3 separate regions of the Homo sapiens genome follow, and regions 1 and 3 are each linked to region 2. The links are chromatin loops, found by intact Hi-C in ENCODE. Cell type or tissue: PC-9. All regions are shown on one strand. Each heading gives the region's core, and the rest is flanking DNA. Links, peaks and the distances in the headings are about the cores only.

Region 1 (8,704 bases), core at 2,764-5,263, 280 kb before region 2:
AGGTTGCAGTGAGCCGAGATCGTGCCACTGCACTCCAGCCTGGGTGACAGAACGAGACTCTGTCTCAAAAAAAAAAAAAAAAAAAGTAAAAATAAAATTTATATATATATATATATATCTTCTTAAATAATTTTTGTCCACTTGTGATTTGAATATCTGATTCATTGTGGCTTTTTCGTATCTCCAAATTATGAGAGGATATTTAAATCAGTTTGAAGTGTTTGTGTTAGTTTTCTTTTGCTTCATGGTTAGATTTTGTGTGTTTTTTTTTGTAAATGATTTTCATTAACTGAAATTTTTGGGTTCTCATTTCTTTTTTCTGACAATAATAGCATGTATGGGGACGGCTTTCCCTTGTTTCATTTCTTGGGCAGGTTTTGGCTGTTAGTAACTGACTATCATCCTAGGCCAAGAGAGTGTTTTCTGTCACTGTAGTAAAATGCAGTTTCTTTCATTGATGACACTTTTTCCCTGTCTTAGTGGTGATGGGAGGATTCGCATGCCCTTCAATTCAGAATTCTCTTTTGTCTTGCAAGATGCCAAATGTATCCTTCTCGCTTCTTTTTCCCTTCACTGTCCAGTCTCCAACAGATGTCTTTCCCTTCCCTCTTGTCCTTTTATTCCCCAAAAATGGTGCCACACTGACTAGTGCCACCTTGAGACCCATGTTACTTTTACACCCCTTCCTTGTAGTGAGTGTTCTGATCTACCAGGACACACTTAGGGTATTTTTACACTTGTGATGTGTTTTCTCTTTGGGAAGGAGGTGATCTTAAGTCTTTCTTAGGCCCTTCTTTTACTCTTCTGTCTTTCTTAAAGCTTTTTAGATCTCACCCCTCTCATATCTTTGCGTTCTGCCAAGGTTTACAGTGGGAGCTCAAGAGATAACCCCTCCAGAATTTAGGCTTTTCTTTTCTTTTTCTTTCTTTCTTTCTTTTTTTTTTTTTTTTTTTGAGATGGAGTCTCACTCTGTCACCCAGGCTGGAGTGCAGTGGTACGATCTCGGCTCACTGCAACCTCCGCCTCCTGGGTTCAAGCAATTCTCTTGTCTCAGCCTCCTGAGTAGCTGGGACTACAGGCGCGTGCCACCATGCCTGGCTAATTTTTTGTATTTTTAGTAGAGATGGGATTTCATCGTGTTAGCCAGGATGGTCTCGATCCCCTGACCTCGTGATCCGCCCGCCTCAGCCTCCCAAAGTGCCGGGATTACAGGAGTGAGCCACCACGCCCAGCTAGGCTTTGCTTTTCTACCTAAGTTTGTAGAGTCCTGTGTCTTCTTGTTATATTGAAGGCACTGGATTTATGTGGTTTTATTTGTCCTGGTTGATTTGTATTGCTTTGTGGAAGATGTATGAGGAGATTAGGTTTAGGCAGCAGTCACTGTCCTTGGCTACCTCAAAGCCCCCCACCACATGTACCTTGACAAGCCATTTAGGCATAACGTGGAGCATGTTTGTGAACATTGGGTATGGACAGAGGATAAGAAAGAAGAGAAGGCATTTGGTTTAGAATGTTCCAATTTTTAGATGATTCTGTCCATTCATGTAGAGATACTCATCAAGCAGTTGGATAGTTGGTCTGGATCTCAAATAAGAGAGTAGGAATTACTGCCTCCAGAAACTCTGTTATAATCCTAGTAAGCTGGAATTAGAGCTGTAAATTCCACAAAGGAATTTACAGGCATTGGTCTAATTCCTGCTTGCATACTCAGACTCATTTTCCATGAACATATAGTAGGGCTTTTGAAAACAGAAATATTGAGTGGTTACTAGGTGAAGTACTATTTCCTGGAGCTTTATTTTATTGTATTTAGCAGTTTGGTTGATGTGATTATGAGATCTAAATATTAGTCTGAGGAATCAGTCGTTACTGAATCTGTTGAGAAAAAAGAAAAAACATACATCAATAGATCAAATCAACTACCTAGAGGGAAATAATAAAATAATGCATACATTAAAACTTCATAATTAAGCTTCTTGTCATATTTATAGTTTCCCCCAATGACTGTAGTACTTATCAAGTAGGTTAAATTAACAAATCTATAAAGTTTTATACCAATAACTTTATCTCATTTTATTTTAGAGACAGGGTCTCACTCTGTCACCCAGGAAGTAATACAGTGGTACAATCATAGTTCACTGTAACCTCAAACTCCTGGGCTCAAGTGATCTTCCCACCTCAGCCTCCAAAAGTGTTGGGATTACAGGCATGAGCCAATGCTCCCAGCCAGATGCCAATAACTTTCTAAAGCAAATTCCCAGTTTCTCCTACTCTCTTTCCAGCCATCTATTACTATGCAAATGTATGCATGCTCACATCTAAATATCTTTAAAATAATAATACATAGGTAAAAATACAGTATAACTAATAGGGCTTTCAGAACATAATCTGTGATGGATTTTCCATGTGTTACTTGAGTGTGTATGCTTGAATTTTCTTTCTTTAATAAGAGAGGAAATCGAATTCATTCCCCCTCAAAAAAGCAGCACTGTAAAAAATAGTATGTCAGTAGTCATTATATCCAGGTAAACATTTTTCTCCATTGTATATTTTTATGGTGGCAAGTGGAAGTAGATTATTTCTTTCACCATTGAGATAATCTGTAGTTGGAAAAGACAATATTATTAGAGAAGTTTTAAAAAATGTGTACTCATTTGAAACAAGAGAAATTTACAAGTAGTCAACTTTTTCACTTGACATTTTGTTAATACCAAGACCTGGATAAAGTGGTTCTTCGAATTATACATTCTTTTTGTTTGTTTGTTTGTTTGTTTGTTTTTGTTTTTGAGATGGAGCCTTGCTCTGTCTCCCAGGCTGGAGTGCAGTGGTGCGATCTCAGCTCACTGCAACCTCCACCTCCAGGGTTCAAGAGATTCTCCTGCCTCAGCCTCCTAAGTAGCTGGGATTACAGGCCTGTGCCACCACACCCGGGTAATTTTTTGGTGTTTTTAGTAGAGACAGGGTTTCACCATGTTGGCCAGGCTGGTCTCGAACTCCTGACCTCAGGTGATCCACCTGCCTCGACCTCCCAGAGTTCTGGGATTACAAGTGTGAGCCACTATGCCTGGCTGAATTATGCATTCTTTTGCACTTAACTGAGAGGCTGTGTAATGTAGTGATTAAAATTGTGTTCTTTGAAATCTCACTCCGTGGGTTCTAATTCTGTATTACCTTCACTGTGTCTTTTCTCATCTGTATAATTGGATAAAAATAACACCTACTTCATAGAATATTTGTGCACATTCTATGTAATTTGTATAGAACAATGTTAAGTGCCATTATTATTGTAATTGTTATTAGGTTATATTAACAAGATTCTGCTGGATAAAGTGGGGTGGGGTTTTTGAGACTAATTAGAATTTTTCTATTTTTAATTCTTAGACTGATTTATTTAAATATGTTGGCCTTAGTCATCATGTAATATTTAATTCGGTCACCAAAACATTCATTCAAGAATGGATGACACAAAACAGAAAAACCCAGTATTTCCATAGAAATCACTAGAGATGTGAAAGAATTCATAAGAATGAATGCTTTCTTTGTGTTTATTATTTTCTTTTGGGGCTAAGAACTTAAGAATCTGTTCTTCCATGAAAATAAAAGCTAGGAGCAATAAATACCCTAAAAGGATTCTGTTATTGTTTTGTGTTTTTCAGACAGAGTTTCACTCTTGTTGCCCAAGCTGGAGTGCAATGGCACAATCTCAGCTGGGTTCAAGGGCCTCCTGAGTAGCTGGGATTACAGGCATGTGCCACCACACCTGGCTAATTTTGTATTTTTAGTAGAGATGGGATTTCTCCATATTGGTTAGGCTGGTCTTGAACTCCCAACCTCAGGTGATCCACCCACCTTGGCCTTCCAAAGTTCTGGGATTACAGGCTTGAGCCACTGTGCCTGGCCTGTTATTGTTTTTAAAGACTGCTTTGTTCAATGGCCCACGCTCTTTCTTCTCTCCACCAGGTGGAAGTATAGCACTTTTTGTACCATGTCTTCTTACACAACTCCTCCTAGTCATTGTGTATGCACTTGGGTTAGAAGAGAAAAGATAAACAGCATATTCCAGAGTATGAAATGTTCCTTCAGCTGGATTTTACAGCATCATATTTCAGTTGTTTGCTTGAGCATAATGAAAACAATAGATGGGATAAGTTTCCTTTCCACAAATTCTTTTAGTTCAACTGAGGTCAACATAGAACCATTGTCAGAAATAGCATATGAAATCTTTTGATAGCTGGAAGAGCTGCAGAGGACTAAACTAAACTAACAAAATAATATCCAAATATTTTTAAGTGGATTTCCAATTAATTGATGAATATAAACCTTTGGCATGTGGACAAATTGGTTGTATATAACCTGTGAGAACATTGTCTTTTATAGCTTGATTAAGGCAAGTCTACCTTATTTTCCAGGTGCAGCATTGTACTGCAAGTCAATCGATACAATAATTTAAGTCACTTCAGCTATAATGGAAAAGTATGAAAAATTAGCTAAGACTGGAGAAGGGTCTTATGGGGTTGTATTCAAATGCAGAAACAAAACCTCTGGACAAGTAGTAGCTGTTAAAAAATTTGTGGAATCTGAAGATGATCCTGTTGTTAAGAAAATAGCACTAAGAGAAATACGTATGTTGAAGGTAAGTTAACTTTATATATATGTAAAATATCATGGAATTGAGTGAAATATGCATGTTAAAATTGCAAAGAATTTTAAAGTTATTTTCCCCCCATTGGACTTAAATTCCTTTGTATCAGCACCTTTGGGTAATAAGTTGATTATCACTTTGGACTTCGGCCACTCTGATTTTGTCTGTGTATGAATACAGCTATAGATTGTTATACTGAAAAGAACTTTTATTCTTGTTAGTAAATATCCTAAGTCCACTCACCCCAGTGTTTACGCTCGCCCCCAACCCTGGCCCTCCTCTGGATATCCCTCCAAATACTTCCCCTACCAACCAGCAACTAAAAGAGCACCTCCTGGCACAGAGAGTCAGTCCCACAGGACCGCACCAATGCCCTGGTAGGCATCGACATGCGTTGGTTCCTGCCTGCACTGCACCCCAGGTTCTTAGACATACTGAATAGCACCCCCGGTAACGTACACATTTTTTACATAAAGGTTTTTGTTATAATTGTTTTCACTCTGATAAGATTTGACATGTAAGATTCCTAAGTTCTCAATGTAAATTTTTTCTTACGCTAAATATCTTACAGTTTTAGATCTATAAGCGACCGTAGAGATGCTTCTTATCTAACAACCATATTTTCCGCAGAGGAAACGGAGGTCTGGGGCAGCACTTCTCAAATGTTAATATGCATTGGAATCCCCGGGGACCTTGTTGAAATGCAGATTCTGAGTTGGGAGGTCTGGGGTGGGCCCGAGATTCTGCATTTCTGAGTACGCAGGAAGTGCGGAAGCTGCTGGTTTGTGGGCTACACATTATGTGACAAGACCCTGTGATTTCAAGGACACACAGGCAACCTTCATTTTTGACACGTCGTCTGTTTTTAGAAAATCCCCAGAAATTCAGTTTGTAAGGGAGGATAATAATTATCACTAATAATTATCATGTTTTCTCTCATTTTCAAATATTATTTCCCACAGGTTTCCTCAACTAATACACACTAGGGTTTTGTTTGAAATATAACTTGATACAGTCTTCAGGAACACATCCATCATGATAAAAAAAAGTTCACTCTTACCTCTCAGCCAGCAGAGGGCGCGCCGGTCAGCTAGCCAGCTCTGGCACCCTCACTGAGCTAAGCTGCAGGGCGGGTCTGAACCAAGCAGTGTGGCTTTCTAATAAAAATAATGCTTTTACCTGTCAGCCTCTCCGTCCCAAGTCTTCAGATAAAGTTAATGCTCAGGTAGTACCTTCTGCATTACAAGTGCCCAACTGGAGAATGAGGCTGTAAGGTAAAAACTAGCCTGATTATGACTCAGCTTGGTCTCTGATGAAGGCCCTCAGAATGTCAGAACGTCCATCTTTCTGCTTTTGGTATGTTGTGTCCATGTAGGTCCTGAACAGCTCCTTCTGTGATCAGTCGACCTTCCTTTCCTCACATAGTCTTGTTATTTAAATTGCTTGCCTCTCTGTCCTTACCACCTGTTTTTCTTTAGGCAAGTTACTGTTTTCCTGGGCTAGGTTAACTTCATTTGCAAAGGCGGTATAAATTGCTGACCTACCCAAAGACAGGAGATTGGACCAGGTTTAACCTTGACATTGCATCAAACTGTAGTATCTGTAAATCTTTTACTCCCCTAGTAGAGATCCTGCTTTGCTTCCATACTGTGGTTTTGCAGCGGCACAAAGCCACTGGCTTTTTAGATGACCTAGTCTCTTCCACTCTTTGCCTTTCTGCTCTTTTAGGCAGTGGAGCACATAGAAAACAAATTGGTTTGGTGCTTTGGGCTTCTCTCTTTTTTTTCCCTTAGAGAGATGGGGTCTCAGTATGTTGCTTAGGCTGATCTCGAACTCCTAGGTTCACGCGATCCTCCTGCCTCAGCCTGGGCATATTTTTAATGTATAATGGATTCTCTTTTCCCCAGCTGTGGAGCAGCAGGCACACAGTTTTAGGGTGACATTTGTTTTGGTCAAGCCATGCTTACGTTAATAGATACTGAGGTAGAGGCATGCATTGTGAGTCTCTGTACCTAAAATTTTCTACTGGGCCTGTTATTTGTTGAGCTTCTACTATATGCAAAATGCTGTGTTCTCTCTCAGTATCTTTCTGGGTAAATGGAAGAGAGTTTGGAAAGTTGATTTGTCTACTATACTGGGAAAACAACAGGGAAGATGGGTTAGGAATAAGAGTGATCATGTATCCTGATTTGCCCAAGAGAGTTCTGCTTTATAGTTTTTGTCCCAGTGTCCTGCCTGGTTCACATCCCCTTTCAAAAGTGTCCTGGTGTGGCCAGGCCCAATGGCTCACGCCTGTAATCCGAGCACATTGAGAAGCCGAGGCAGATGGATTGCTTGAGGTCAGCAGTTTGAGACCAGCCTGTCCACGTGAGACCAGCCTGTCCAACATGGTGAAACCCCATCTCTACTAAAAATACAAAAATTAGCCAGGCGTGGTAGCACCCACCTGTAGTCCCAGCTACAGCAAAGGCTAAGGCATGAGCATCACTTGGAACCAGGAGGCGGAGGTTGTAGTGAGCCGAGATGGCGCCACTGCACTTCAGCCTGGGCGACAGAGCAAGGAAAAAAAAAAAGTGTCCTGGTGTGTATGCTGAATTATGTGGTCACCCTAGTTACAGACGGAGTGACCATATGTGCTGGTTTGCCTACGATAGTCCTGGCTTCTACCCATTACCCTAGTTTGGAAGATAAAATTATCTAATCGCTGTAGTGATGGTCTGTCCTACCTAATCAGCATTTTTCCTTGGGTTTGCGATATTAAACAGAGGCTGTCTTGTGAAATGCGTCAGTTTGGGAATAGAATTTAACACACAAAATATCTATGCATAAGAGAGAACAACAGAATCAAAGAACAATGCTGAAAATATATAATATATATTATATATATATAATATATATAATATATATATAATATATATAATTTATATAAATATAAATAAGTAAATTTAAAACACAGACTAATTGTGGGGACTTCTAGAATAGACAGTTTATTCCGATTTGATGGTTAGGAACAAGTATTACTGGGAGTCAACACTAGAATCCAGACTGGATTTAAATCCATAAAATCCATGGCAATATGTAAGCTGAGTGGATATTGATTATTTTTATAGTCCTTAATAATTTCATTTCCTCAATTTTCTACTCAGGTTATTTTATGACTTGTATATATAGAATTTCCATAAAATACATAAAGTGTTTTTTGTTTTATTGCAGTATTTTAAGTTACATACTTTACTTGCTATCACCAGAGAGATTCAAGCAATTTTGTTACCACTTATTATAGGTACATTGGATGAATCTTAAATTTCTTCCAACTTTAAGTTTCTTTAAGGGGTCTGGGTAGAAGCTTTTACTAGTAACAGATCACTTAACTTTGCATTTCAATTCTTTCACAGCAATTAAAACATCCAAATCTTGTGAACCTCATCGAGGTGTTCAGGAGAAAAAGGAAAATGCATTTAGTTTTTGAATACTGTGATCATACACTTTTAAATGAGCTGGAAAGAAACCCAAATGGGTAAGTAATCTGGAAACTGAAATTCTGTACAGCCAGTTCTCAGTTTCATTTTCTGTGGAATTAACCATGGCAAATTTCAAATCCCAGCCACAATTCCCCTTTCTACCACAATGCATCTGGCTACCCCATCCAGTCTCAGGATGTCTTCAAAAGGCAAACAATGATTTACCTATAGGAGTTATAATTAGGAGAAAAACCTACCACAGATATAAAATCAAAATGAATTTGAGGCTAAATTATGTATTGGATTATCTGAGTTCAAGGAATGAACCATGGTTTGATACTAGGAAACCTATTCATATAATTCACTAATAAGATAAAAAAATGTACGATTGATAAATTTGAAAATTTGAAATGTTGATAAATTCAACATCCTTTCCTGATTTTTTTTTAATCCCTAGCATCTAGGATTAAAAGAATAGTTTTTTTTTTTTGAGATGGAGTCTTACTTTGTTGCCCAGACTGGAGTGCAGTGGCGCGATCTCAGCTCACTGCAACCTCCACCTCCTGGGTTCAAGCAGTTCTCTGCCTCTGCCTCTGCCTCC
Region 2 (8,704 bases), core at 3,373-5,872:
TCTGGCTTGCAGACCAATTTTAATTAGCCCACACAATCTTTTAAAAATAAGAAAATTTCCCACAAAATTCTGGATTTCCAGCTTTTCTTAAAATATCAGAAGCTCTGGCAACTCTAGTCCTTTTTTCCTGCATAATGATTGGATAAAGCTGAGTAGCTATTCCTTGTAGAACAACACAGCTGCTCCACTGCAGCTCACACTTCACACCAGTCCATACTGTGTTCACTTCACTCATTTATGCCACTGTCTGGCCCCATAGGCATTTGAGTTTGCAGCCTCTGGCTTGGATCATATTTTCTTTGTAGGATATTGTAGAGATTGCAAAATTCAAGATAATAGCCACCCATCACATTTTTTAAAAAATCTCCAAGGAATGAAAATTGTGTGTGAAAATACACATGTATATACAAACTCTCATGTGTATATATATATGCATGTGTGTGTATATATCTCATGTGTGTATATATATATTTGTGTATATATACACACAGATGCATATATATTTGTGTATATATATACACAGATGCATATATATACATGTTTTAATGTATATATACTTTTTTTTTAATTTAATAAAGACAGGGTCTTGCTGTGTCGCTCAAGCTAGTTTTGAAGTCCTGGGTTCAAACAATTCTCCTGCTTCAGCCTCCCAAAGTGTTGGGATTACAGGCACGAGCCACCACACCCGGCCCACAAATATATATACATACATTTATATAAAAACACACACACAATACATACACACATCGACATGCGTATTCAATGGAGGCAGTTATAATACAGTGGAAAGTTATGAACTAGAAGTCAGAAGACCTAACTTAGGCCTCTGAAAGTCACACATCTCCAACTACCTAGCTAGCGGGGTGATTTCAGCAAGGCTTTTAAATCTCTCTGAATCATTCCATGATCTGTATGTAGAATGAGAAAGTTAGACTAGATCTCAGTGGTTCTAGCTGTGAAATTCACTGCTTCTAGATTCTCTATTAAGAGAAGTAGACAAATGAGACACAAATCCGTATAAGTAAAATGTATAGAGGGGCAGAAAAAACCTTACCTCGTCATTTGTTAACTTAAGGAATAAATCTCCAAGAACGCCTTGGCGTGGCCACTTCAGGACCCTTTCCTGCAGTGCGTGAAGCAGATCCAGGTGCTGCTGGACGAGGTACCGTAAAGAGCCAGGGAAGAGGCTTGAAACAGAATAGAGACGGAATCACACAAACAAGGTGTAGAGAAGAAAGGACCCTACAAAAATACATGCAGCAGGGCCCATTCTCCCAGCCATCCAACATACTGTGAGTCACAGGCCTGCATTAAGGATTTTTTAAAGTTTTTCATTGCACACCTAATAGCAGATATCCCGACTACAGAAAAACAAAACAAAACAAAAAAAACCTTTACTAATGGCTTCTATACAAATGTGTATTGAACTAATAAAGAGGCCTGGCATGCCACACCTGTAATCCCAGCACTTTGGGAGTTGGGCGGATCACCTGAGGTCAGGAGTTCGAGACCAGCCTGGCCAACATGGTGAAACCCCATCTCTACTAAAAATACAAAAATTAGCTGGGCATGGTGGCATGCACCTAATTCCAGCTACTTGGGAGGCTAAGGCAGGAGAATCACTTGAATCCGGGAGGTACAGGTTGCAGTGAGCTCAGATCACGCCACTTCACCCCAGCCTGGGTAACAAAGCGAGACTCTGTCTCAAAATAAATAAATAAATAAAATACAAATAAATAAAGAGCACATCACTTGAAAGACCTTTTTACATGCTCATTTAAATGACACGCAGTGGAAATTCTAAGGGATACCTTTTTCAATGTTTTAGAGCTATTCCTATTTGATGTGCAAAATAGTCTATTCTAATTAGTGTTGTAGATGCAGCACTGAGGTGGCATCTACAAGACCATTCTCAGCTACCAGTAGGAGACTGCTATTTAGGTAAGTAGGAAAATTTGTTTAAAGTTGGCAACTAAAAAGCTCAGGGAGTTGTAGGGTATCAGAGGGTTTCTTTTTTCCTTTTCTTCAGTTTCTAAGAGGAATACTGGGCCAGGACAGTCTTGTCTGGGTAGGCTATTAATACAGTTTGGATGTGTGTCCCTGCCCAACTCTCATACTGAAATGTAACCCCCAGTGTTGGAAGTGGGCTTGGTGAGAGGTGATTGTATCATGAGGGTGAATTTCTCGTGAATGGTTTAGCACCATCCCTTTTGCTACTGTCCCACCAAGTGATAGTGATGGTGAGTGAGTTCTCATGAATTCTGGCTGTTTAAAAGTGCGTAGCGCCTCCCGTCTCTCTGTCTTGCTCCTGCTGCGCCCTGTGACATGCCTGCTTCCCCTTCGCCTTCCACCATAATTGTAAGTTTCCTGAGGCCTCCTCAGAGGCTGAGCAGATGCCAGCATCGTGCTTCCTGTACAGCCTGCAGAACCGTGATCCAATTAAACCTCTTTACTTTACAAATTACCCAGTCTCAGCTATTCTTTATAGCAATGTGAGAACGGCCTAACACAGCTACTGACCAGGCCTGGCTTGCTACTCCCTGGAATTTTACAAAGCACTTTTTCTACCCTTCCATCCCTCTCTTCTCCATCTTGCAATGTACCTCCTTTTTTCTTTTTTTTCCCTTTTTCAGAAGTAAGGAAGGGAAGAAGGGAGACGTCAGAGAAGGGTGGGGTGGAGAGGAGAGATAGAGAATCATGGGAGGAAGAGGAAGGGGGACTAGCTGGGTAAGAGTGATGTGATTAGAGGCCTATAGAAAAGAGGAAGAAAAAAATAAAAAGAAGCAGAGTTTTTTTGGGTTACAGCAAGGATTGGAGCTCTAACTTGGTGACTTAAGGTAGGTTCCTTTATGCTTTCAGCACCGCAAGTTTAACAAACAGAAAAGAGATGGTCTGGTTGATCTGAACTTACTTGAATATTTCCCCAGGGTCAAATGAGAGTAAACTCGTGGACAACTGGGGTGCTTTCCCAACAAGCAAACCTTTGTTGGAACAATAGGAAGGATGCCAGATCGAGAGGAGGTTTTTTTCAACTCATTTCCAAGCAAAGCAAAGTGACCTCTGTGACTGTAGCTCAGAGGAGACACACAAACACGAGAATAGGGTACCTAGCCCCCTATGAAAGGATATGAGGAAGACTTCCACTCCCATCTTCCACTCCCTCCACCTCCTGTGCCTGGATCCCCTACAGGTACAAAAGAGGAGAGGCCTCCTGACCTGAGCGCTTACAATGGAACAGTGGGTTTAGGAGATCAAAGAAATCCCTGTCCAGATCAGAGGGGAATTTGGAGGGGTAGCTACGGGGTATACTGACTGGGAGAAGACCATAAACCTGATGGAGAAAAACACAACTGATTGTACTGAAAGTGTAAAATGCTGCACCAGCCAAAGATCTAGGTGCAAAAGATTTCTTCCTACCCAGTGGTTGTAAATGACTTTGTGTAATAGTCCTGGTGTGACCCTGGAAGATATTAGGGCACCATGGGAAGATCTGACTTTGTGAAGAATTGTCCATATATGTATATAAAATGTCTTGGATTATCGATTTCCTTTTTCTTTCCTTCATTCCCCTTCCTCCCTCCCTCCCTTTCTTCCTCCCTTCCTCTCTCCCTCCTTCCCTCCCTCTCTCCTTCCCTTTCTTCCTTCCTTCTCCCTTTCTTTCCAGAGAGCTGCATTCTGCTACACTGTGGTCAATGTACTTGGAGAATGGGAGAGCTGGTACCAATCTCCTCCTGGACTGCCCACCGGGATGACTGTTTGAGATTTCAGGGTGGGGTTGGAGAAGGCTAAGGCCTCCATCAAGCATTGTGGAAGCACATAAGTTACATGAAAAACAATGACCTACAGTGGATTCTATACGAAACATTGAAAACGGGCTTTAAACCTTTTAAAAAAATTTAACAAGGGTATTATTTGAAATTAGGGAGGAGTGTGAAATCAGAAGACAGACAGCAAAGGGAGAAAGATGGCAAGTACAAGCCACACTTAACCTGTTTCACTCTTTTGCCTGGCGCCAGACCTGACGCCCAGAAGCAACTTTTTCATGAAGACGAAGTATTCAGAGCTCAGCTTTTTTTTTTTCCTATTCCTTACTGGGATGAAATTTTGGCAACATTAGTAGTTTATTATTTCTAAAGCCTTCAAAGTTTTTATCTCCTAACAATATAGTACTTAATCAATGAGGGAAATACACTAAAAGCAAGAAAGAAAAATCCAGTTATAGTTTGAGGTTAATAATGTAGCTTTTGTCAGCCCAGAATGAGGCCAAAATAACTCCTGAGCTTGGCAGTAGCAGGTTCCCGCCACCCTGGATGGGCATGATCATTAAACGTGTGCCACCTGGTGGTGATCTGTAGCACGAAGCTTGTTGAGCTCTTGGTGGACACAGCACTGGAGTTTAGCTTACAAGGCTAATTGACAATCCTGCTGAGCTGATCACTGCTCCCTCCATAAGTGTTCAGACAGAACTGTGATCCTGAGGCTGTGGCTCTACCTAGGTGAGTCAGAGCCAAAAAGCCCAGAACTCCAACTTCTGTGATCCTTCGACAAATGACAGCCTGGGCAACAGAGCAAGACACCGTCTTTATAATAAACTGAAAAAGTAGCTGTTAGTGGTATGATGTATAAGAGCACAGGGTGGCTCATGCCTGTAATCCCAGCTGGGGATGCTGAGGTGGGAGGATCACTTGAGCCCAGAAGTTTGAGGCTGCAGTGAGCTGTGACTGGGCCGCTGCACCCTTCTCCAGCCTGGGCGACAGACAGAGACCTTGTCTCTAAACAAAACAAACAAATGAATCATAGCCCTCAAGTTCTGCCCAGGTTTCAGCCAGCAGCAATGTGCCCCTGCAACTTCCAGCCCTTTCAGCCAGGGGCACGGCTGGCTTCAAACAGGCTGAGGAAGCTCTTGAGTGACTCACTTTTCTTTAGGAAAAACCTAAGGTTTTATTTAATAGGTTGGAGAAGATGTGGCCACCTCAGGCTTGAATGTCAAGTTGTACTTGCAGTGGAGGTTATTTGCATCCCAACTTACTTTCCAATGGGGTAAAAAGTGCTGAAGGTTTGTGGTTTGTGATGGGAAAGTTAGTAAATGTTAATATACTTACTTTCATCTTTGCATGGAGAAAAATGCCGATAGTAAATGTTAATATACTTATTTTCATCTTTGCATGGAGAAAAATGCCGATAGAGAAAAGGAACAATTTCATTCTGCTTTGTATTTCCTTCAGCTGGTCTATTTAAAGTACACACAAAGGCTGGGCACAGTGGCTCACACCTGTAATCCCAGCACTTTGAGAGGCTGAGGTGGATAGATCACTTGAGGTCAGGAGTTCGAGACCAGCCTGACCAAAATGGTGAAACCTAATCTCTACTAAAAATATAAAAATTAGCTAGGCATGGTGGTGTGTGCCTGTAATCTCAGCTACTCAGGAGGCTGAGGCAGGAGAATCACTTGAACCCGGGAAGTGGAGGTTACAGTGAGCCGAGATAATGCCACTGCACTCCAGTCTGGGCAACAGAGTGAGATCCTGCCTCAAAAAAATAAAGAAAGAAATAAAGTACACACAGAGGTTTCAGGAAAGCTTTAAAGAAGAAAGATAATGAGTGGAGGAGGATAATGAAAATCTAACCCTAAAATAGAAAAACGGCAGTACCACCAAGCTCAGAACCAGAGACTTCATATTCAGTACTAACGAAGAGGGTGGGGTTGAAGCTTTTCTCTGCTTGGTCCATGCAAAGAAAAAAGAAGGTTAGTCTAGCAAATAACTAACATGAATAGCATTATCGCAGATATCTTGAAATAACTATGATCTTACTTTCATAGAGGATTGTATGATAGCTTTAATTTTTCAATCTCGTAGGATTTGAGGGAGAGATCTACTCCTTCCTCCCAGTGATGGGTCATAAGAGAACAATTTAGAAAAATAGGAAGTGGCAGCAAGTCAATAAGGGCCTTCTCTTTATCTACCCAAATCTTCTGCAGGGTCTGGTCTCTCCCCTATGACCTCCCGCCTGCTGGAGGCTTGCAACAAGGGCTAGACAACATATGTAGCAGACTTAACAAATCAACTGAGATCTGAAGTAAAAACGTACAGGCTGTTCAAGAGGGAAGACTGAATTTTGAAATAGGAAGAGACAACTGTATCCTTCTGGCTCTCTGAGAAACTTTACACATTGCAGTTAATGAAGCCAGTGGCTTTGGGGAAGTGGTATGATGTATAAGAGCACACACTACAGGGTCCGGCAGGCTTGCGTTTGAATCCCGGCACTAATTGGTTCTGCGGCTTTAAGCTTCTCTGGGCCTTAGTTCCTTCGTCTGTAAGGTAGGGGTCACAGGGTTCTGCTAAATATTTCGTGAAGTTACGAATCAAGTGCCTAGCAGAGCAGCTGCTTACTACTCCCTTCCACAGTAAACAGTTTTCTCTTTTCCCTGACTTACCCCGCCTCCCCAGATTTTCAGACTAAGAAGAGACGCTGCTGGCTTAGAATTTTCTATGTGGAAGCAAAGCCACACCAAAGGGTACACCGCCTTTAGATTTCATTACCATAAACTGAGTAGGTCTTTGGCAACAGCAAGACAGCTGGAGCCCATAGAGACTTCCAGAGGCCTGCAGCGCAGCTGGGAGGGTCAAGGAGGGGGAACTGGAAGGGCCAGATAGGGAAGGAAGGATGGCTGAGAATCTAGGCAGTATCTGAGAGGTGAGGCCCAGTCCAGATGGTCACAGCTTTAGCTGGGTCACCTTAGCCTTTCTGTTCTTGTTGCTTCATATTTGGTTTACCTCTGTTTTGTAGTAAAATAACTCTTGAAAATAGGCCACTCGTGGGTTTGTCAGGGAGTAGTGCCTCACTCGGTCATTTAGGTAGGAGGGCAGCGTGTGTTTTGAGTGTATTGTTGGCAGCCACCAAGTCAAATAGATTTGGGGGGATGGTAAGGAGCAAGAAAATATAATTAGGGGCTTCCCTGGGTAGATTCAGAATTTATGAACCACCAGTGTATATTACCCAATGGAATGTTTAAAGTAATAATGCCACATATGTCCACAGTAGTCCATAATCCAGACTTTCCATTCTTTTGGATTGGCCTTTTCTTCAATTTTTCTGGATTATTATATATTCATTACATTAATCTTTTTCACCAAGTCTTACTTTCCTCCTTCCTGCTTTCTCTCAACAGAGAGGGAAACAGAAAAAAATCTAGACTATGAACAGATATAGGTGGAGTGTTGCGGCATTGGGAAAGCGTGCTGTTACAACAGGTGGCAGACCCTATGAGCGCGCACACACACACACACACACACACACCCATGCATTACTCAGTACCATAAGATCACCCACATGAATAATAAGGCCCAGGTCCAGAGTTATATCAGCCCTGTGTCATTTCTCTAATGGCCACTGAGTGCTTCGGTTTGCCACACATTCATTCTCTTGTGCTTCTAAGAGACCTGTGACCCATGGGGACTCCATGCAGATGGCAACAGAGACCAACGCCTCCCTCACTGTAGCATTTGTTCCCCCTTTAAGTTTTTAAAAGACATGTTAGAGACCCTGAAGGCCCAGGAGACTATACTCATTTTCTTACATTGATGAAAATCTAAGTTTAAGACTTGCCAGGGGTTCCCTATTGCTATGATCTAAATGTGTCCCCCAAAATTCATGTGCTGGAAACTTAACCCCCAATGCAACAGTACTGGGAGGTGGAGCCTATGGTGGGTGTTTAGGTTGTGAGAGCTCCGCACTATGAATGGATTATTGCCACTACAAAAGGGGCCTGAGGGAGTGGGTTCTCCTGCTCTCTCCTGATCTTCTGCCATGTAAGGCTGCAATGTTCCTCCTCTCTGGAAGACACAACAACAAAGTGCCATCTTGGAACCAGAGATTCAATCTGCCAGCACCTCGATCTTAGACTCCCCAGTCTCCAGAATTGTGAGAGAATAAATTTCTGTTCATTAAAAGTTATCCAGTCTACGATATTCTGTCATAGCAGCACAAAGTGAACTGAGACATCTGCCATCACTGCCTCTTCTCTTTTCAAAGACTATTTCTGGAACTCTTCATAGGCCCCAGAAATCCCAAAGTGGAAACAATAAACCACTTACCTTAAATCCTAATCAATCTGAAAAGCAAAGGCAATGAGTGCATGGATACCTTCTCTCTTTGGAATTCCTCTTTCCATCTGACCCCTGGAATGTGGCTTTTATCTTCAAGATCAGAGAGATGTTAATGACATATTTTCTTTCAGATTCAAGCAGTTCCAGGGCCACAGTCTGTCTTTTAGCTTTAGAAACAAACCAAAGAGGACTTGATATTAACCATTTCTTCCTAAAATCCCATTAAATGCAAGCAATAAAAGTGATAAAAGGATATTGAAAGCAATAAAAAAAAAACCATCTGCAAGTTTTTGAAAGGTAGAAAGCAGAATGGAGGCGCAGTAATTCATTCAGCAGAGCAAAGGGCACGAAGTCTTGGTGTCCCCATCTGCAGCTGGAAAATCTGCTGAGAAGCATCTGGAAAGCTCAAGGATTGGAGACACCAGGGGCAATATAGATAGTGCAAATAAGGGACAATGCTGAAAGCAGGAGCAATCATTGAAAGTATACATATGGGGCAATTGAACCTCCAGATCCTCACCCCCCATACCAGATGGCTTCCTCACTTCCTCCCCATGGCAAACAAGAAAAATGAAACTAGAGAAGCCCTGGTTTCT
Region 3 (7,541 bases), core at 3,558-6,057, 72 kb after region 2:
ATGTTCTTGTACAGTCACCATCTAAACAGAGGAGAAAAACTGAAGATTATAAATGAGAATAGTTATGTCTGGGCCTAATCGCAACTACACCTCATGGGTTTCTTTGGCTCCCTAGCACTGAAACCAGTGAGACCAGAGATGAGAAAATCCATGGACACAGAACATCTTGTAACAATTGAGACTCAAGGGCCAGGAAGATTGACAGATCCCATAGGTTTCCAAGGCATTGGAATTTTGATTTTAAAAGCTCTTTATCTATTAGGATTTCTGTTATTTTAGTTAATAAAGTTAATATCCTAATAGTAGTTTTATAAAATTTAACAGTCTCAGTTTTTTATTCCTAAGCTATTTAATTTTCTATACAGAAAAAGTAATTGAAGCGTATACTTACCATACTTGTCTCCATTTGGAAAGATAAAGCTGATCTTATACACTTCTGAAGCTGTTTTAAAAGATTTAAAAACAGTGACATAAGTTTACTTTTTTTTCGATAGAGGCAAGGTTTCACTACATTGCCCAGGCCAGTCTCAAACTCCTGGGCTCAAGCGATCCTCCCGCCTCAGCCTCCCAAAGTGCTGGGGATGCAAATGTGAGCCACCACACCCAACCAAGTGTAAACATTCTTATGTCATAAGACCTATACCCAATGTGCTTTCAGCACTATCCAAATGGACTTACTTCTCAAGATCACATCATATCATGATTACTTGGTATTTCCATTGTCTAATGTAGGGTCCCGGGGAAATAAACAATTTTGCCTAGATGATCTCTTTTAAAATTTATTTATTATGATAGCTTTATTAATATATAATTCACACACCACAAAATCTACCCTTTAAAAAAATACAATTTGATTTTTTTAGTATATTCAGAGTTGTGCAACTATCATCACAATCTAATTTTAGAATATTTTAATCATCCCAGAAAGAAACTCTGTACACATTAGCAGTTACCCATTATGATTCCCCTCAAACACCCCTCACCCCACAACCCCAAACCCCTGGCAACCACTAATCTACTTTCTGCCTCAGGGATTTGCCTATTCTGGACATTTCTTATAAATGAAATCATATAATATGTGGTCCTTTATGTCTGGCTCGTTTCACTTAATGTTTCCAAGGCTCATCCATGTTGCATCGTGTATCAGTACTTCATTCCTTTTTATAGCCAAGTATATTGTATAAATATGTTGTACAGAAACAGCATATTTTGTTTATTCATTCATCAGTTCATGGACATGTAGGTTGTTTCCAGTTTGAGGCCATTATGAATAATACTGCTATAAACACTGATGTACATTTTCAAAACATACAGCTTCCTAGGAGTAAAAAAAAAATTGGTGTACAGATTTTTGTGTGGATATGTTTTTATTTCTCTTTGGTAGCCCATATGATTTACTGATTGTCCCACAGAGGTAAGGTGGAGTGAGGAATCTTTAAATTGGCAATAGGAAGAAATGGAAAATAAAGATAGCAAGTGGGGAAGGGCTGGTAGGTCCACACAGAATGAGACTGGAATGGAGACCAAGTGAAAAAGGAAGAAAGAGGACCGCAAGACTGAGGGGGACTCTGGGCCTCAGATCCCTGGACACTTACTGGACTAAAACTAGAAACTGTATTTTCCGATACTGAAGAAAACTTATGTAGAGACGGTATGCAGGCCCATCCTTCAGAATCACCTGAGATGCTTCTAAGTTTCTTCTCTCTACCCCACATCTACTGAATCAGTCTTTACGGGTGGGGCAAGGGAATTTAAAAATTAATTTAGGTACCACTTGAGAAAGGCTTGGAGGCTCATCACTGAGGAAACAGAGTTAACACAATAGGTAGAGGACTTAAACTGTAACATCCTCAGAGAGAAAGGGAGAGTATTAGTATCCTTGAAATAGGAACAGGTGATTACAAAAAACAAAAAACAATTAGCAATCCAGGAAATGAATAATATAATTGGTGAAATAAAACTTCTTAGAAGGGATGAAAAGCAGAATAGATACAATTGAAAACAAATTAGTGAACTGGAACATTAGGTTGAAAAATGTGCTTAGAAAGTAGCACAAAGTGTGAGTGAGATGGCTGGAAAAAAAATTTTTTAATTAAAAAAAAAGAAAGTAGCACAAAGAATTTTAAAATGATGGAAAGTGGATCCAAAAGGCTACTGTCAGTCTAATAAGAATTCCAGAGGGAAAGAATAAGGGATATTTGAATAAATAGCCAAATTTTTCTCAGAACTGAAGAAAATGACTGCTTGGACTACAAATGGGAACTAAGCAAAATCCCACACCTAGACAGGTTACAGTACAATTTCATGACATAAAGACCAAAGGCCAGCTAGGCTAGTTAAAAACAAGCAAACAAAAACCAGATTACCTACAATAAACTACAAAGGACTGACATTAGCAACAGTGGATTCTAAAAAAAAATGGCACTATGTCTTTAAAATTCCGAGACAAAATTATTTTCAACCTAATATTCTACATCCAACGAAACTATCAATCTAAAATCATGGAAACTGGCAGGCACGCTGGTAGGATGAATTACTGGCTCATGCCTGGAATCCCAGCACTTCGGGAGGCTGAGGAGGGTGGGTTGCTTGAGCCTAGGAGTTCGAGACCAGCCTGGGCAACATGGTGAAACCCATTCTCCACAAAAAATACAAGAATTAGCTGGGTGTGGTGTTGCATGCTTGTTGTCCATGCTACTTGGGGGCTGAGGTGGGAGGATCGCTTGAGCCCAGGAAGTGAAGGCTGCAGTGAGTCCGATCACACCCTGCCCTCCAGCCTGGGTGAGACAGCAAGACTCTGTCTTAAAAAAATAATAAAATAAAAAAAATTAAGTTTTAAAAATAGAATCTGGTGGCTCATGCCTGTAATCCCAACGCTTTGGGTGGGTGAGGTGGGAGGACTGCTTGAGCCCAGGAGTTTGAGACCAGCCTGGGCAACATAGTGAGATTCCATCTACACCAAAATTAAAAACTCAAAAAGAAAAAAAAAGAATCTGTAACTAAAACTCAGGTAATATCAATATGGAAATGGTGTGGAGGATAGAGAGCAATCTTGCTAGAATTCTGATCTCGTTTAGGGGTTAAATATAGACACTAATTAACACTAAATCTTAGAAAAATCTGAATTTAGTTATGTTTGCTTATTTTTTCCCCATAATTTCTAAGATTTGGTTGTGGATAAAGGGTGAAGTATGGTGGTATACAGAAATTGCCATGTGTGCTCATTAATTAGTTATTTACATGTCTGCAAGATGTGAAATTCCAAGAGAGCAGGGACACAGAGCTACTTTCTTTCTTTTTTATTTTTTAATTTAATTTAATTTAATTTAATTTATTTATTTATTTATTTATTTTTGAGACGGAGTCTCGCTCTGTCGCCCAGGCTGGAGTGCAGTGGCTTGATCTCGTCTCACTGCAACCTCCGCCTCCCGGGTTCACGCCATTCTCCTGCCTCAGCCTCCCAAGTAGCTGGAACTACAGGCGTCAGAGCTACTTTCTAAGTGTTTAACTAATGATAACTAACTAGATTACCAGATCTGCTTGTAGTTTCCCACAGATGCCATGCCGTACTCTGGGTGGAACACCCTTCTCTTCTTTACCTGGTTAACTGCTATTCATCCTCAAGAGTTGGCAAAATAGAGTGTAGTAGTTAGGGGTTCATGCTCTGGCATCGGACTACCTACCTTTGCATCCAGACTCCACCATTTTCTCTGACCTTGGACAAATAATTATCTTATGCCTCAGTTTCCTCATCCTTAGATGGGGCAAATCAAGTAAATGAGCTAATCTAGTTAAAGCACTTAGCCCAGTGTCTAAACTCTGTAAATATTAGCTATTGTATTCTTGTAGCCCCAGCTCAGGTATGAGCTCTCCCACAAAGCCTTTCTTCTCATTACTTGTCAACCTCAGACTCCTTCAGGAACCCCCACGGCACTCTGGGCCTATTCCTACTGTAGTACTTAAGGTTCTATTAAAACCATGCTTTTGTATCGGGATCCCCTATCCCACCCAGTTCCTCCAGGACACGGATGGCAGATTAGTCAAATCTCTTCTCACCCCACTGTCCGACTCCGTGTTTAGTACTAATAGTAACAGAACGTCTAGTGAATGAAGGGCACTTCGGAAGGAATCGTTAAGTGCCTATGAAGCAGAGCATTAAACGTAATCATATCAGAAACTGGACTGTTTTCAATTGCCGCTAAAATGTTCTACATTCGAAACTTGGGAACGTCAGAGCTAGAGGGAACCTCACAGAGACCACCCGGCACCATAGCGGAAACTGAGGCCCAGGGAGGTTGGCACGCGCCTCGGGTGTCTCAACAGCGAATTAACAACAGAATCAGAGCTAGATTCCCAGACCAGGGGTTCCCCCGTGCCCCTCGGCTAGACGGTCAGGAAATATATCACACCCCCACAGGAGTTACCGGGAGCCAAGCAGGTTCTGACTCCACGCTAGTTCGACTTAAAGGAGCTCTTCTCTGCCCGGGTCGTTAGGAGGAGGGACACTCACTTGGCCGAGAGGTGTTAGAGAGATCTTCCAAACTCTGCGACTCCCCCTGGGCGGCCAGCTCTGCGGCCGGGAGAGAACTAGGCGCTAGGACAGCTCCAGGTGCGACTTGGTTGCTGGGGCGACCGGGCACCTCTCACCCGGAAGCGAATACGCGAGGGGCTGTAGCTGAGCCAATCAGAAGGCGCCGGGACTGTGCCGCTGCAGCTGGGCCACCGCAGGGCTGCTCCAAGTGAGAATCGTGAGGGTGGCCAAGTCCAGTTTGGACCTCTGACCCTTGGGCAGCACCTCCCGACAGCCGGCTCGGGACCCAACTCTGCGAGCCAGGTACGTCTTCCACTTCTGCGGACAAGTGATGCGCGTTGTGCGCACGGTGTGCGCGTCACCCTGTTTGTCAGTGTGTCTGCCGCCTCCTGCTCCAGGAGTGGTCGGGATCTGACGAGCATCGCGGCCCAGTGTGTTTCATCCAGTCTGCCTGGGGCCGGTGAATCTGGACCAGCAGGATCCCAGGCCCTGATACCGAACCAAGGCGGGCTCTGCCGCTGAGGTTGTCCACGCTCAAACTGCAGGTTGGGGCCGGGGGGGGCGGGGCGTGAAATTCAGTCTTGGAGCAGGCTAAGGGGTTGATTGAAGGGATCAGGCTCCGTTCTCTGACTCCGTCTGTGTGGCTTTTTTGGGGAGAAGGGTGGGGACGATGTGAGTTCGAAAAAGGATACGAGATCTGGATATCTGGATGGAGCTGGATATATTGTGATCAGTCAGAGATCTGCCTGGGAGGAGAGTAGTGTGTAGTCACTTTTCAGTGCCTTGGCTATCAAACAAAGAATACTCTTACAGCCAAACTTAGGTCCCTGTATCCATGGTGAAGAAAGATAGTTGGAGTCTTCCCGGGCTAGATGGAATAGATAGTGGAATCTAACCACGTGGATTATACAACCTAATTCCTATTCCCTTGAAAACTCTGGGAGAGTGGTATTGGACACCATTACAGTCAGTAAATCTTCGTTTAAAATGTTAAGCGCATATCTCAGATCTAGTTGTAAAAGTAACATTTTCTGGGTTGGTGTGAGACAACTTGTTTTGATTCAGCGTAAGTATCCTCTTGCTTTTTCCTAATGTTTCTCAGTACACAAATTTACCTGGGCTGCATGGTTTTTGAGATGAAGTTCTAATCTAACTGATTTGTTATTTCATTTCCCTAAATTTTAGAAATAATAGGTAATTATTGGTGCACAACCTTACAGAATTCAGTTTGACCTGTTATTTTTCTTGCCTGTTAAGATTTTAATGACTCTACATTTTTGTGAGTAAAGTTGACGTTTGAACAACATGGGTATGAACTACCCGGCTCCACTTACAGGTGGATTTTTCCCAACCCAACACAGATTGAAAATACAGTATTTCAGGTCGGGCGCGGTGGCTCACGCCTGTAATCCCAGCACTGTGGGAGGCCGAGGCGGGCGGATCACGAGGTCAGGAGATCGAGACCATCCTGGCTAACACGGTGAAACCCTGTCTCTACTAAAAATACAAAAAATTAGCCGGGCATGGTGGCGGGTGCCTGTAGTCCCAGCTACTCAGGAGGCTGAGGCAGGAGAATGGCGTGAACCCGGGAGGTGGAGGTTGCAGTGAGCTGAGACTGCGCCAGTGCACTCCAGCCTGGGCGACAGAGTGAGACTCTGTCTCAAAAAAAAAAAAAAAAAAAAAAAAAATACAGTATTTCAACTAGGCACAGTGGCTCATGCCGGTAATCTCAGCACTTTGGGAGGCCAAGGTGAGACGATTGCTTGAGCTCAGGAGTACGAGACCAGCTTGGGCAGCAAAGCGAAACCTCATTTCTACTAAAAAATGTTTAAAGTAGCTGGGTGTGGTGGTGCACCTGTGGTCCCAGCTATTCAGGAGGCTGAGGCAGGAGGATTGCTTGAGCCTAGGAGATCGAGGCTGCAGTAAGCTATGATCGTACCACTGCACTGCAGCCTGGGTGATAGAGCAAGATCCAGTCTCAAAAAAAAAGAAAGAAAGAAAAAAGAAAAGACAGTATTCCTGGAATGCAAAACCCACATACAGAGGGCCAACTTTTCCTCTATGCAGGTTCTACAGGGCTGACTGGAGAACTTGAGTATCCGTGGATTTTGGTATACATGGGGGTTCTGGAACCAATCCCCTGTGTATACCGAGGGATGACTATTTCATGGCTCATTCTGTCAATTTCTTCCGGATGTCCTTTAAAATCTCAAAGAGGCCTTACCCAACCACTCTATCTAAAATAACTGCCTCGGGGGTTTTTTTTCCTTGATAGCACTTAAGTTATAATATATATCTATTTGTTTAATGTCTGTGTTACCCTCTAGAAGGTAAGCTTCATGAAGCAGAAATTTTGTCTTTTTTGCTGTTATATCCCCAGGATCTGGCACATAATAAGTGCTCAATAAATATTTGTGGAATGAATAAATAGATGAACAAATCTCCATTCCCACATAAGTCATTTTTTCAACCTTCAATCATTCATTCCACAAATAGATACTGAATTCCTACCATATGCTAGACACTGTGTTAAGGGTACAGTGGTAATCAAAATAGACATAGTCTTGTTTTCAAAGAGCTTTCTGGGAGTAGAAAGGAGAGACAAACTTAAGATAAACTCTGAATACATATGTATAATCATCAGCAATTTTGAAGAAAGGAATACCTAGGAAGACCTAGTTTAATATACACATATTTGTGAGTTTCCCAAATTTTTTCTAGCTTTTGATTTCTAATTCCATTTTGGTTGGAGAACATAGTTCATATTATTTCTTTCTTTTTACATTTATTGAGGTTTATGGCTGGGCACAGTGGCTCACGCCTGTAATCCCTGCACTTTGGGAGGCCAAGGTGGACAGATCACCTGAGGTCAGGAATTCGAGACCAGCCTGACCAACATGGTGAAACACCATCTCTACTAAAAATACAAAAATTAGTCAGGGAGCATGGTGGCGGGTGCCTGTAGTCCCAGCTACTCGGGAGGCTGAGGCAGGAGAATCGCTTGAACCTG

The links. Peaks named below come from ENCODE experiments on the same cell type or tissue, not always from the same donor. Only the 100,000 strongest peaks of a DNase experiment are listed, where the experiment ranks them.
Region 1: a loop joins it to region 2, with 16 times the contacts of the local background. A loop is called at or near these places in 69 of 110 quality-filtered maps.
Region 3: a loop joins it to region 2, with 7 times the contacts of the local background. A loop is called at or near these places in 2 of 110 quality-filtered maps.

Annotation. Positions count from the first base shown.
Region 1 is chr2:39,225,294-39,233,997 of GRCh38, reverse strand. It overlaps CDKL4 (cyclin dependent kinase like 4), which reads left to right. Exons shown (of 10, transcript NM_001397900.1): 2 at 4,410-4,633; 3 at 8,038-8,159. The coding sequence starts at 4,466. Among named protein-coding and RNA genes, the nearest start is that of CDKL4, 14 kb to the left of the region's middle. In PC-9, for the core only: CTCF peaks have their summits at 3,761 and 3,961 (motif pointing right); a DNase peak (open chromatin) is centred at 3,987.
Region 2 is chr2:38,943,472-38,952,175 of GRCh38, reverse strand. ARHGEF33 (Rho guanine nucleotide exchange factor 33) reads right to left here. Exons shown (of 18, transcript NM_001145451.5): 10 at 8,146-8,275; 11 at 1,055-1,187. The region is part of intron 2 of LOC105374471 (a long non-coding RNA gene); the gene reads left to right. Among named protein-coding and RNA genes, the nearest start is that of ARHGEF33, 58 kb to the right of the region's middle. RefSeq lists silencers at 4,259-4,378, 4,645-4,831, 4,654-4,948 and enhancers at 4,138-4,638, 4,639-5,139, 8,307-8,704. In PC-9, for the core only: CTCF peaks have their summits at 4,169 and 4,372 (motif pointing left); DNase peaks (open chromatin) are centred at 4,365 and 4,855; H3K4me3 peaks cover 985 bases; H3K27ac peaks cover 1,749 bases.
Region 3 is chr2:38,873,080-38,880,620 of GRCh38, reverse strand. DHX57 (DExH-box helicase 57) reads left to right here and starts at 4,687. Exons shown (of 24, transcript NM_198963.3): 1 at 4,687-4,834. It overlaps MORN2 (MORN repeat containing 2), which reads right to left and starts at 4,645. Exons shown (of 5, transcript NM_001145450.3): 1 at 4,511-4,645; 2 at 392-442; 3 at 1-21. The coding sequence starts at 4,568. RefSeq lists an enhancer at 4,494-5,478. In PC-9, for the core only: no CTCF peak of the experiment used is centred there; a DNase peak (open chromatin) is centred at 4,650; H3K4me3 peaks cover 2,351 bases; H3K27ac peaks cover 455 bases.